Linked DNA regions of Mus musculus: region 2 is linked to region 1. Evidence: chromatin loops called from intact Hi-C (ENCODE). Cell type or tissue: heart. All regions are shown on one strand.

Region 1 (5,000 bases):
CCTAAGTGGTGGCAAGTATGTGCTACTGCTTTGGGGGCCATAGCCCAGGAGTCGCAGGGCAAGGGAGAACTGCATAAACTGTTGTGAGGTTTAGCAGACAAGAGCCGCTGGGGAGGTGAGGCCAGGCCTGGTCGGAACTGGTGAGTCTGACCACCCTCTCCTCCTGCAGGAATCCTCGTGGCCCACTACCTCCAGAGCATCACACCGTGTCTGGCCCTGGGTGGAGAGCTCGTCTACCACCGGCGGCCAGGAGAGGAGGGCACTGTCATGTCTCTAGCTGGGAAATACACACGTGAGCCTGGGGCGCACTTAGGGAGGAGGCTGTGGCCTGTATCTCAGGGTTGAGAGGGAAGAGAGTGGGGTTTCCAGATGCCCACATCCCTTGATACCTAGTCCTCACCCAACTCTGCTCTCCTAGTGAACAACTGGTTGGCTACAGTAACGCTGGGCCAGGCAGGCATGCATGCGACGTATTACCACAAAGCCAGTGACCAGGTGAGCCGGAGGGAGCGCCTAGCTGTGGGTCCCAGGCTGGGTTTGCTGGTGCAGTTGGTATGCCCAGGAGTCCTAATGGGCCACTCACATGTGTGCCGGGCCCTCTCTCCCCCAGCTGCAGGTGGGTGTGGAGTTTGAGGCCAGCACCAGGATGCAGGACACCAGTGCCTCCTTTGGGTATCAGCTGGACCTGCCCAAGGCCAACTTCCTTTTTAAAGGTAAGGAAGGCCTCAGCTTCCCTCCTGGGGAACAGGCCAGATAAGACTCAGCTGTCTGTGGTAGAGTCCATGGGAAATAGGGAGGTTGAACATGTGCTGGTGGAGTGGGCGGGGACTCTGTGCAGCTCCAAATTACTCTGGGTGGCTTGTCAAACAGTGGGGCTCCTACCCTGGCATGTTTAGTACATGTTGGGGGCCTCGCTTTAAGCCCTCTCTTCCCATTCCCATCTAGCAAGCTCTCTGGCCCTCCCCACTCACTCTTACCTTACTTGGAGTTCTTCTATTGTGTGATGAAACACTATGATGGTAAACAGCTTAGGGAGCAAAGAGGTTATGTTGGGTTACAACTCTCAGGTGGCATGCCTACCACTGAGGAGAAGATGGGGCAGGACTCAGCAGAAAGCTGAAGGCAAGCTGATGCAGAAGGCCTTGTGGGAGTGCTGCTTGTTGGCTTGCTCCTTATGGCTTCCTCAGCCTGCTCTTATAGCCTCCGGACCATTAGCCCAGGGTGCCCCACTGAAAATAATCTGGGTACTCCCACATCAATCACTTAGAAAGTGCCCTACAGGCTTGCCTGCTGCCCTAGCTAATGGAGACATATGTATTGAGGTTCCCTCAGCTGGATCTCTTGAGTTCAAGACCAGCCTGGTCTACAGAGCAAGTTCTGGGACAGCCAGGGCTACCCAGAGAAACCCTGTCTCAGAAAAGAAAAAAAAGAAAAAGGTGGGGGTGGGGTGACTAGCTTGTATAAAACTAGCCAGCACAGCAGGGAAGCTGTGTGAATAGTGACAGCCAGGTTCAGAACCTCATTCTGCGCAGTGACATGGGTTTGTCAAGCCTGGGCGGTGTTGAGCCACTTAAAGGGTTGCTGTGATGGTCTGGAGTGGCCTTGGTTGTGACTTAGGACATACGGGTCCGTTGTGGCTACCATAGAGATGGGTGGCCAGGCACATCAAGCCACCCAGTCTCTGCCCCGCTCTCGGCCCACAGGCTCTGTGAACAGTAACTGGATCGTGGGCGCCACGCTGGAGAAGAAGCTTCCGCCCTTGCCCCTGACACTGTCCCTCTGCGCCTTCCTGAACCACCGCAAGAATAAGTTCCTGTGTGGCTTCGGCCTCACCATCGGCTGAGCCCTCCTGTCCTTCCTCTGCAGACCATCGCTGGGCCGGCTGCCCTCCCCTCCTCTCCCTCTCTCTTGGGGTTGGGGCAGTGGGAAGGAGGGGACCTCCCATGCCCAAGGATCCCCAGCGCCAGGGGACAGTGCCCAGGGGGCCTGGGGTCCCGGAGGGAGTCCTGGGATCTGAAGGGCATTCGATTGTGAGCGCCCAGGCAGAGGCGCAGAGGCGGCTGTACACAGGCTCAGAAAGGAAAGACTTGATGTCCTCCTGAGGGCAGCAGAGGAGCGCCGAGCCGCCTGTCACTTCCCCCTCCACCCCTCCATAGAAATCATGTTTATAAGTTATGGAAAACCGGGACATTTTACAGAAAAAAAAAAACTTAAAAAACAAAAAATATACGTGGAAAAAAAAATAGGATCTGGGAGGCCTCGGTTTTCTCCAGTTGTTGACATGGTTGCCAGCAGGCGGCGCCGAGGGTTCAGAAAGCACAGCAGCACCAAGCAGTTTAGAGAAAGCTTGGCCAGGCATGGTCACACCCTCTGCTCTTGGGGACTTACACTGCCGGAACATCAGAGGCCTGGCCTCACCAGGAGGGTGGCTCCAGGTCACTCGCCTCTGTGCAGTCTGGCCCCGAGAGCTGGCAGAGGACTTTGTCTCTGTAAACAGGGTGGGGGCAGGGAGACGGGGCTCAGGAGCCTCCCTGTCCCAAAACGGGCTGAGGTGGTAGCTTGTGCTGACTTTCTCCCAGTGGGAAGGTCAGAGGTCTCAGAAACTTCAGGAAGAAACGGAGTTCCTGGAAGTTCAGCACAATAAGGAAAGTTACTCTGGGAGGAACGGGCCCTAGCACCTTCCCAGGCTGAAACAGGAAATGTCAAGTTGTTTTGTTTTTTAAATTTTGTTGAAGATGTAGCTCTGGGCCTCACGTGTCAGGCAGGTGCTGCTGGGTTCCCTATAGTGCTTTTCCGTGAGGCCTGCTCTGGGGTGTGCGATAAGGGCCTCAGATTGGGCTCTGCATCTCACTGCTGCACCTCATGGCATCCCAAGGGAAGCAAAGACTCACGATGAACTGGTCAGTGTCCTAGACCGCAGCACTAAGACCCTCTCTACTGCCTGGGCTGGAGATGGGAGCTGGCCCTTAGCAACCCATGAAAATCATCTCACCACACCCAGTCCTTGCCAGTGTTTTCTGAAGCCAAAGCTAACAGGCCTGGGCCTGGCCAGGCACCCTGTACGTACCCTTGGAGCCAGGTGTTCCGCCTCTGCCCATCCTGCAGAATCATGTTTTGCCGTGTCTGGTGCCAAACACTGCTATGTGGCTTCTCTCCTGCCATCAACAGCTGGGAACAGGGAACCTTGTGCAGGCAGTGCTTCTAGCAAGCTTGCTGTGGTCTCTGAGCCCCTTGTCCTACCTGACTTCCCAGGTACAATGGCTTTCCCACTTTTTGGGGGTTTTGTTGTTGTTGGGTTTTTTTTTGTTTTTCAAGACAGGGTTTCTCTGTGTAGTCCTGTCGGTCCTGGAACTCACTTTGTAGACCAGGCTGGCCTCCAACTCAGAAATTCACCTGCCTCTGCCTCCAAGTGCTGGGATTATGGGATTAAAGGCATGTGCCACCACGCCCAGCTGGCTTTTCCACTTTTTAGCCAGGACTTCATTCTATTACCTGAGCTCGGGATCTTCCTGCCTCAGCTTTGCATATGGCTAGCACTATAGACCCATGTTCCAGTGAATGACTTATGGCTTGTCTTTTTTTTTTTTTTTTTTTTTTTTTATGTGCATTAGTGTTTTGCCTGCATGTATGCCTTCGTGAGGGTAGCAGATCTTGGTGTTACAGTTGTGAGCTGCTGTGTGGGTGCTGCGATTTTGAACCTAGGTCCTGTGAAATGCAGTCAGTGCTCCTAACCTCTGAGTCATCTCTCCAGCTCCTGCTCTTCTGCTTTTATGAGGAAAAAGAAAAGAGAAGTGGCTTGAGAGTGGAAAATGCACATGCAGGGGTGCACACCTGCAGTCCCAGCATGCTACAGCAGAGGCAGAAGGACCTTTGTGGGTTAGAGGGCAGCCTGAGAATCTTATCTCAAAACAACTTTTTAAAATGTGCTCTGTAGGGGTAGCTCTTCCCTCCCAAGGTGACACATCTGGCAATCGCCAGAAACAGATCAGGAGCATCAACGCTTGGTTTCCCAGGGCTTGGCTTAATGTATGGCTTCAAACCCATCGGGAGCCACCACTGAACAGCTCCTGAAGGAACTGGAGCACGTCCCAGCCTTGGAATGGAAAGAGTTCACCTGTGGTGGAGGAATCAACAACGAGGGATCCCAGAACAACGATCTTCACCCCAGAAGCTGAGCCTCTTAGCCCCCACCCACCCATTTCCATTTAGGCTGCCAGCTCTTTTCTTTACAATGCACCAGACCCCGCGGGGAAAGGGAAGGAGCGGTTCTCAGTGCCCCAGTACCAAGGCCTGGATTATTCAATGAGGTGTCCGCTCCCTTTGTTGGCGGGGGAGGGGAGCGGGGGGTCACAAGGCATCCAAACTCCACCTCTTTCCTCTGCCCTGCTGTGAAGGGGGAGAGAACAACCCGCCTCGTGACAGGGGGCTGGCACAGCCCGCCCTAGCCCTGAGGAGGGGGCGGGACAGGGGGAGTCCTATAATTGGACCGGTCTGGGATCCGATCCCCTGCTCAGACCCTGGAGGCTAAGGACTTGTTTCGGAAGGAGCTGGTAAGACAAGCTGGGCTGGGGATTCACCCAGGGACCTTGGTAGGATGTGGGCTGGGAACCTTGAGATCCCCCGGAGTCCAGGAAACAGGCACAAGAATTGGAAAAGCAGGCAGCACGATAGAAGTCTTGGGGGACAAACTAAGGACTCGAGGTAACTAGCCTTTGCCAGAGTCAGAGCAGGTGGAGGGGTTACCTCCAGGAAGGAGTACGGGACTGTCGGTGCACGGCGTACCGGCTCAACTAGGAACCATCCTATGGCGAAAAAACTCGGGATGAGCCTTAGGCTGCTTTTATATAAATACCTACTGATTTCCATCACAGTCCCCAAGTAACCCGGACTGGTTTCAAACTGTGGCTCCTCATGGCTGAGCTCCCTAAGTTCTGTAGTTGTGGGAGGGTACCACTTCGCAGGGATGGAGGACGATTAAAAATCGTGTTAAATTAACACAA
Region 2 (5,000 bases), 110 kb after region 1:
ACAGAAAAGCTGAAGCATTCAAGCTGCTACAGAGGCCCAGCTCTAACCAGAGCTGCTCCAGAGGCTGAGGCAGGGAGAGAGATCTCAAGTCCAGGGCTTCCCTGGGACAGCCCAAACAACTTTACGAAACCCTGTCTCAAAAAGAGGGCTGGGGATATAGTTCCATGGTAGAGGACTTGTTTGGCTTAGGTTTAATCTTCTGCTCCTTACCTGTTCCCCTTACAAAGAAAGGGGAGCTTAGCTGAAGCCTGCAGAGGGAAGGAGAGGACTCACATGAGCCTGGCAGCAGGGCTGAGGGGAGACTATGGCTGCCTTAGTACCCTGGGGAGTTCCTGAAGTGGGTGCTTGGGGTGTAGGGATACAGGGTAATCAGACACTCCGGTAATAGAAGGTAACCCACAGGACCACTGGACGCTAGATGATAGTCAACACTTAGAGGCATACTTATGGTTCTGGAGGCCAGGGAGACTCTGTGACAGTGGTAGGGGCCCCTAGGTCCAAAGTACTCACTCTGTTAGGGATCCCATTTTACAGAAGAGGGAACTGAGACACAGGGGTCAAAAGTTACTTGAGCCAGGTTACAGTTGAGTGGATCACCTGGCTGGTGTTATATACTGTGGTCACTTGGGTCCTAGACAGAAGAATAATTTGAAATAGGTGACTCTACCTTGGCTGTCCATCCCCCCCCCCCTCCCCCCCCGCCATGTCTTCGTGTCCCACTCCATCTACATGTGCCTGGCTGGGCTGACCTGTGCCTCTCCTTGCCAGTCTCTGAGGAACAGTGCTTGTATCAGATCTACATTGATGAGCTGTACGGAGGCCTGCAGAGACCCAGCGAGGATGAGAAGAAGAAGTGAGTCAAGGGTCTGGTCTGATGGGGTGGGGACTAGCCTTTCCATCCCATCAGGTCAGTAAGCACTCAATGGGTGCGGCCTCTGTATATGTGGAGAGGAAGCGGCAGCCACAGTTCTGCCCAAGCTTGTTGCTTCTAACTTGCAGAAGGGGGTGGGGGGGTGAGTCCTGTGGGGAAGGCTGAGGAAAGGCAGCCCCTTGGATTCAGCCTTAAGTCAGGAGCTTCGAGGACCATGAGTGATAGGGAGTCATGCACTTCTGGTGCCAGCACGCAGTGAGCTTGCAGCCCACAGCACTGCAGGCCTGGAGGCATCAGTGTTAAAGCTAGCCTGGCTGGGTGTTGTTGTCAGATCCCTGCTCACATCTGGGAGCAACCACTTACAGGATCTGCTTGTTGATACTCAGCCTTGGCTCCAGGATAAGGGTGCTGGGATGAGGCAAGATATATTGACAGTTGAAGTCCGCAGTGGCCTCTCAATGTGGCCCCTGAAAGCAGAGCTGAGGTACACTTTGTTCAAGATGACTCTGGGATCTGCACTCATGGGACTTAAGGCAGGCAGGCTTGTATCCTGACAGGTGAACAAGGAGGACTTCTTGGAAGAGGAGGCCCTGTACCAGGACAGGAATGGGAAGGACCAGGCCATAGTGGGGTGGGCTAGAGTGGACCAGCTTAGGTGGATATGTGTAACCACTGTGGGGCTCACCTGTGGCCCTGCTCCTGCCGGGTACCCCCTGGCTCATGGCTCTCTTCCCAGGCTGGCAGAGAAGAAGGCTTCCATCGGCTACACCTATGAAGATAGTACTGTGGCCGAGGTAGAGAAGGTGGCTGAGAAGCCAGAGGAGGAAGAGTCACCAGCAGAGGAGGAGAGCAACTCGGATGAAGATGAGGTCATCCCCGACATCGGTGGGGTTCCCTCTCTGCCCTCCCCACCTGCAGTCCCCGGGCATCGGTTCTGTGTCTCGTCCCTCACCCTGTGGGGTACCCGTGCTTACAAGGCCTCCCCCACCCTACCCCAGCTCCAGGGCCTCAGTCTCCTGTTACTTCCAGCCTTCCCTGTCCCTTGTCTTGCCTGTCCCCTATCCCATGTGCTCTCCCTCCCCATTTCTGGGCACTGTTCTAGAAGATTCTTCCACCTAGGAGCTAGCCCTTCCTCTTCTACGTAGGCTGGCCTTGCTTTGCTCTGGGAAAGCAACTTTCCCCATTCCTAGAGCTGCCCCCCATCCTTCAGCTTCTATCGCTCATACCCCATGGTTACCTCCTTCTCCTGTGGATGTGCCTGGCCAGAAGACTGTCACTGCCCCGTCTCTATCCTACTCTTCCTGGTGCACATGCAGACTTAGCCCCAGCCAGAGCCAAAGTTCATGTGTGTCCTTCCTGCCCTTCCTCTGTGTGCCGCTCTCTGCCCACCCCACCTCCATCTATTTCCACCTCCCATCTTGTCTTTCGTGCACTCCATCCACAGACTCGTCCACCCACCCTACTGGTCCCCTGCTGTGCTGTGTGCTGTGCTGGCCAAGCCTCAGCTTGGTCCTCAGAGCTGTGCTAGCACAGCAACATTCTCCCTGAAGGTGCTCTATCTGGCAGACTTGCCCCGACTTGGGGTGCTCCTCCCCCCTCTCCTGGGGCTTGGGTCCCTGACAGCCTTTTTCTTGTGCAGACGTGGAGGTGGATGTGGATGAGCTGAACCAGGAGCAGGTGGCTGATCTCAATAAGCAGGCCACAACCTACGGCATGGCTGATGGAGACTTTGTCAGGTGAGAGTGCTGGCTGGCATGCCAGATTTTGGCTATGCCCTGGCTTCTGTATCACATGCCTGCTACCAGCATCTGTTCTCAGCCTGTGAGCTATGAATTTGTAGCCCCACTTTCTGCAGAAACAGATCTTGTCCTACAGCGTGACCTGGAAGCTACTAGTTCTTTGGGGACAGCACCCTCTAGTGGTCATCCCTATGCATGTTCATATGACAGTGAGCAAGCCTCTGCCACTGCCTGTACTTGGTCATGCCACACCAAGCACTCTCTTTACATCAGTGGCACCGACAGACCAGAAACCATTTTTGTGTGGCACTGGGGATGAATCCCCAGGTCCCTGCCCTGGCCTATTAGAACCCTCTAGCTCAGAGGTTCTTCCTGACCCCGTGACCCTTTAATACAGTTCATCATGTTGTAGTGACCCCAAGCATAACAGTATTTTCACTGCTGCTTCCTAACTAATCTTTGTGGTGCTCTGATGTAATGTAAATGTTTTGGAGATAGAGATTTGCCAAAGGTGACAGGACCACAGGCTGAGGGCCGCTGCTCCAGTGCTTTTGCCCTTAAAGGATTAAAGGTGCTTGTTGCTGCCCCCACTACTCAGCCCAAAGCAGAGAGCCTGGAGCTGTGCTGATGGCTGGCCAGCCCCAGCCATCCTCCTGCCTCTGCCTTTCACAGTTACAGGCATGGAGTAGCCACACACAGTTTTTAAAGTGTTCTTGTGGGGTTCTCCTTTCTGTTTTGTTCTGAGTTTTATGTGTATGGGTGTTGTGCCTATATATAGTTTTGTGCATCATGTGCAGGCCAGCAGAGGGCGCTGGATCCCCTAGAGCTGAAGTTAAAGGCAGTTGTGAGCTATCAGATGTGGGCGATTAGAAATGAACTCAAGTTCTCTGGAAGAACAGTAGGTGTTCTTGACCTCTGAGCCATCTCTCCAGCCCCGAGTGCCAACTGTGAGGGTGCCTCACAACCAGTTCCAGGGCATTCACCAGGCACACATGTGACAGACACATGCACAGGCAGAGCACACAGAAATCAGGTCTAAAACCAGCTCTTTTAGGTGCTCAATAAAATCTATTAAACACAGAAGGGAAATTAAGTGTAATAGCGCATACCTATGATTCTGCAGTCTTGAGGCTGAGGCAAGGTTATGAGTTCAAAGCTAGGCCCAACAGAACAAGACCCCATCAAAGGGAAGAACAGAAAAGGAAAGGGTAGGGTAATGCCTGCCTGCACATCCCGTGGCTACAAGGATTTCACCGTGAGTTAAAGACCAGCTAGCCTACAGCAGAGCCCTGGTTCAGGGAGAAAGGAATCATGGAGTAACATCAGGTCCCTGCTGTCTTTGCTGCCTTTACCAGGGCTCTGCCCACTCTGTGACCTATGCCCTTCATGCCCATCCTAACTTCCTCTGCAGGATGCTACGGAAAGATAAGGAGGAGGCAGAGGCCATCAAACATGCCAAAGCCCTGGAGGAGGAGAAAGCCATGTACTCGGTGAGGTCTGGTAGGGCTCGGGGGTAAAAGTGGATCCAGTGAGGGCACACCTCACCGTCCTGGTGCTTCCTCCCCATCCAGGGCCGTCGTTCCCGGCGACAGCGAAGAGAGTTCCGGGAGAAGCGGCTGAGAGGCCGCAAGATCAGCCCTCCCAGGTAGGATATCTCCTCTGCACAGCCAGGGGCTGGAGAGTGGAGCCCAGCCTTGGCAGTGGGGCGACAGTTACAGAGCTAGGAGTAGCTGGAGGCATGGGAATGCTTCCCGGGCCACCTGCCCCCCACCTCTCAGTCAACCTGCTGGGCCCAACACAGCCCACCTGCACTGGTCAGTGTCATCTCTACAGGGTCTAGATAAGAGGCTCCTTTCTTCTGGCTAGTTTCCTCCATTGTAAAGTGGAGAGAGGCTACTTCCCACAATGAAGTCTTGAGAGGATTGGGAGAGCAGTTGCATATGAGTAGAGAAGAATCTGGGCCTGGGAGCCCTGGGCAAATGTCTGAGGAAGGTTTGGGTGTGACAGTGTAAGGTTAGCAGCAGGCCACAGGCCCCTCCACACAGGGCACTGCCACCAGAGGACGTTACTTACCCTCACAGGGACCGCTCCTCCCCTATGAAGAGTGTGAATCCTCAGACTCAGATACTGCACTGAGTTAGTTGGACATACTGTTGTTTTCTCGCCAGCACTGATGTCACCATGCTGGGTACTGGTCACCATGGCTTCCAGTGTAGCACTGGCAGCACCAGGGCTGTAATAAGGAGACCAATGTGGGATCCCCACAATGACATGGGGTGTACAATCTGCAGCACTGGGGCTCAGAGTGGAATAGTTGACACTAGCCAGCCTGGTCTCAGCTCTCCTGCCCTTCCCTGTTCTCTCCATAGTTATGCCCGCCGAGACAGCCC

What was found. Peaks named below come from ENCODE experiments on the same cell type or tissue, not always from the same donor. Only the 100,000 strongest peaks of a DNase experiment are listed, where the experiment ranks them.
Region 2: it touches region 1 in a loop (2.4-fold over the local background); 4 of 42 quality-filtered maps call a loop at or near these places.

What each region holds. Positions count from the first base shown.
Region 1 is chr7:19,698,561-19,703,560 of GRCm38, reverse strand. Apoe (apolipoprotein E) reads left to right here and starts at 4,373. Exons shown (of 4, transcript NM_009696.4): 1 at 4,373-4,550. It overlaps Tomm40 (translocase of outer mitochondrial membrane 40), which reads left to right. Exons shown (of 10, transcript NM_016871.2): 7 at 170-292; 8 at 419-495; 9 at 611-713; 10 at 1,704-2,248. The coding sequence ends at 1,843. In heart, a CTCF peak has its summit at 2,288 (motif pointing right); DNase peaks (open chromatin) are centred at 1,980, 2,410, 2,950, 4,420 and 1 weaker place; H3K4me3 peaks cover 1,998 bases; H3K27ac peaks cover 2,970 bases.
Region 2 is chr7:19,587,846-19,592,845 of GRCm38, reverse strand. It overlaps Clasrp (CLK4-associating serine/arginine rich protein), which reads left to right. Exons shown (of 21, transcript NM_016680.5): 6 at 769-853; 7 at 1,608-1,756; 8 at 2,511-2,607; 9 at 4,022-4,100; 10 at 4,182-4,255; 11 at 4,980-5,000. Among named protein-coding and RNA genes, the nearest start is that of Zfp296, 13 kb to the right of the region's middle. In heart, CTCF peaks have their summits at 2,790 (motif pointing left) and 3,425 (motif pointing right); a DNase peak (open chromatin) is centred at 2,684.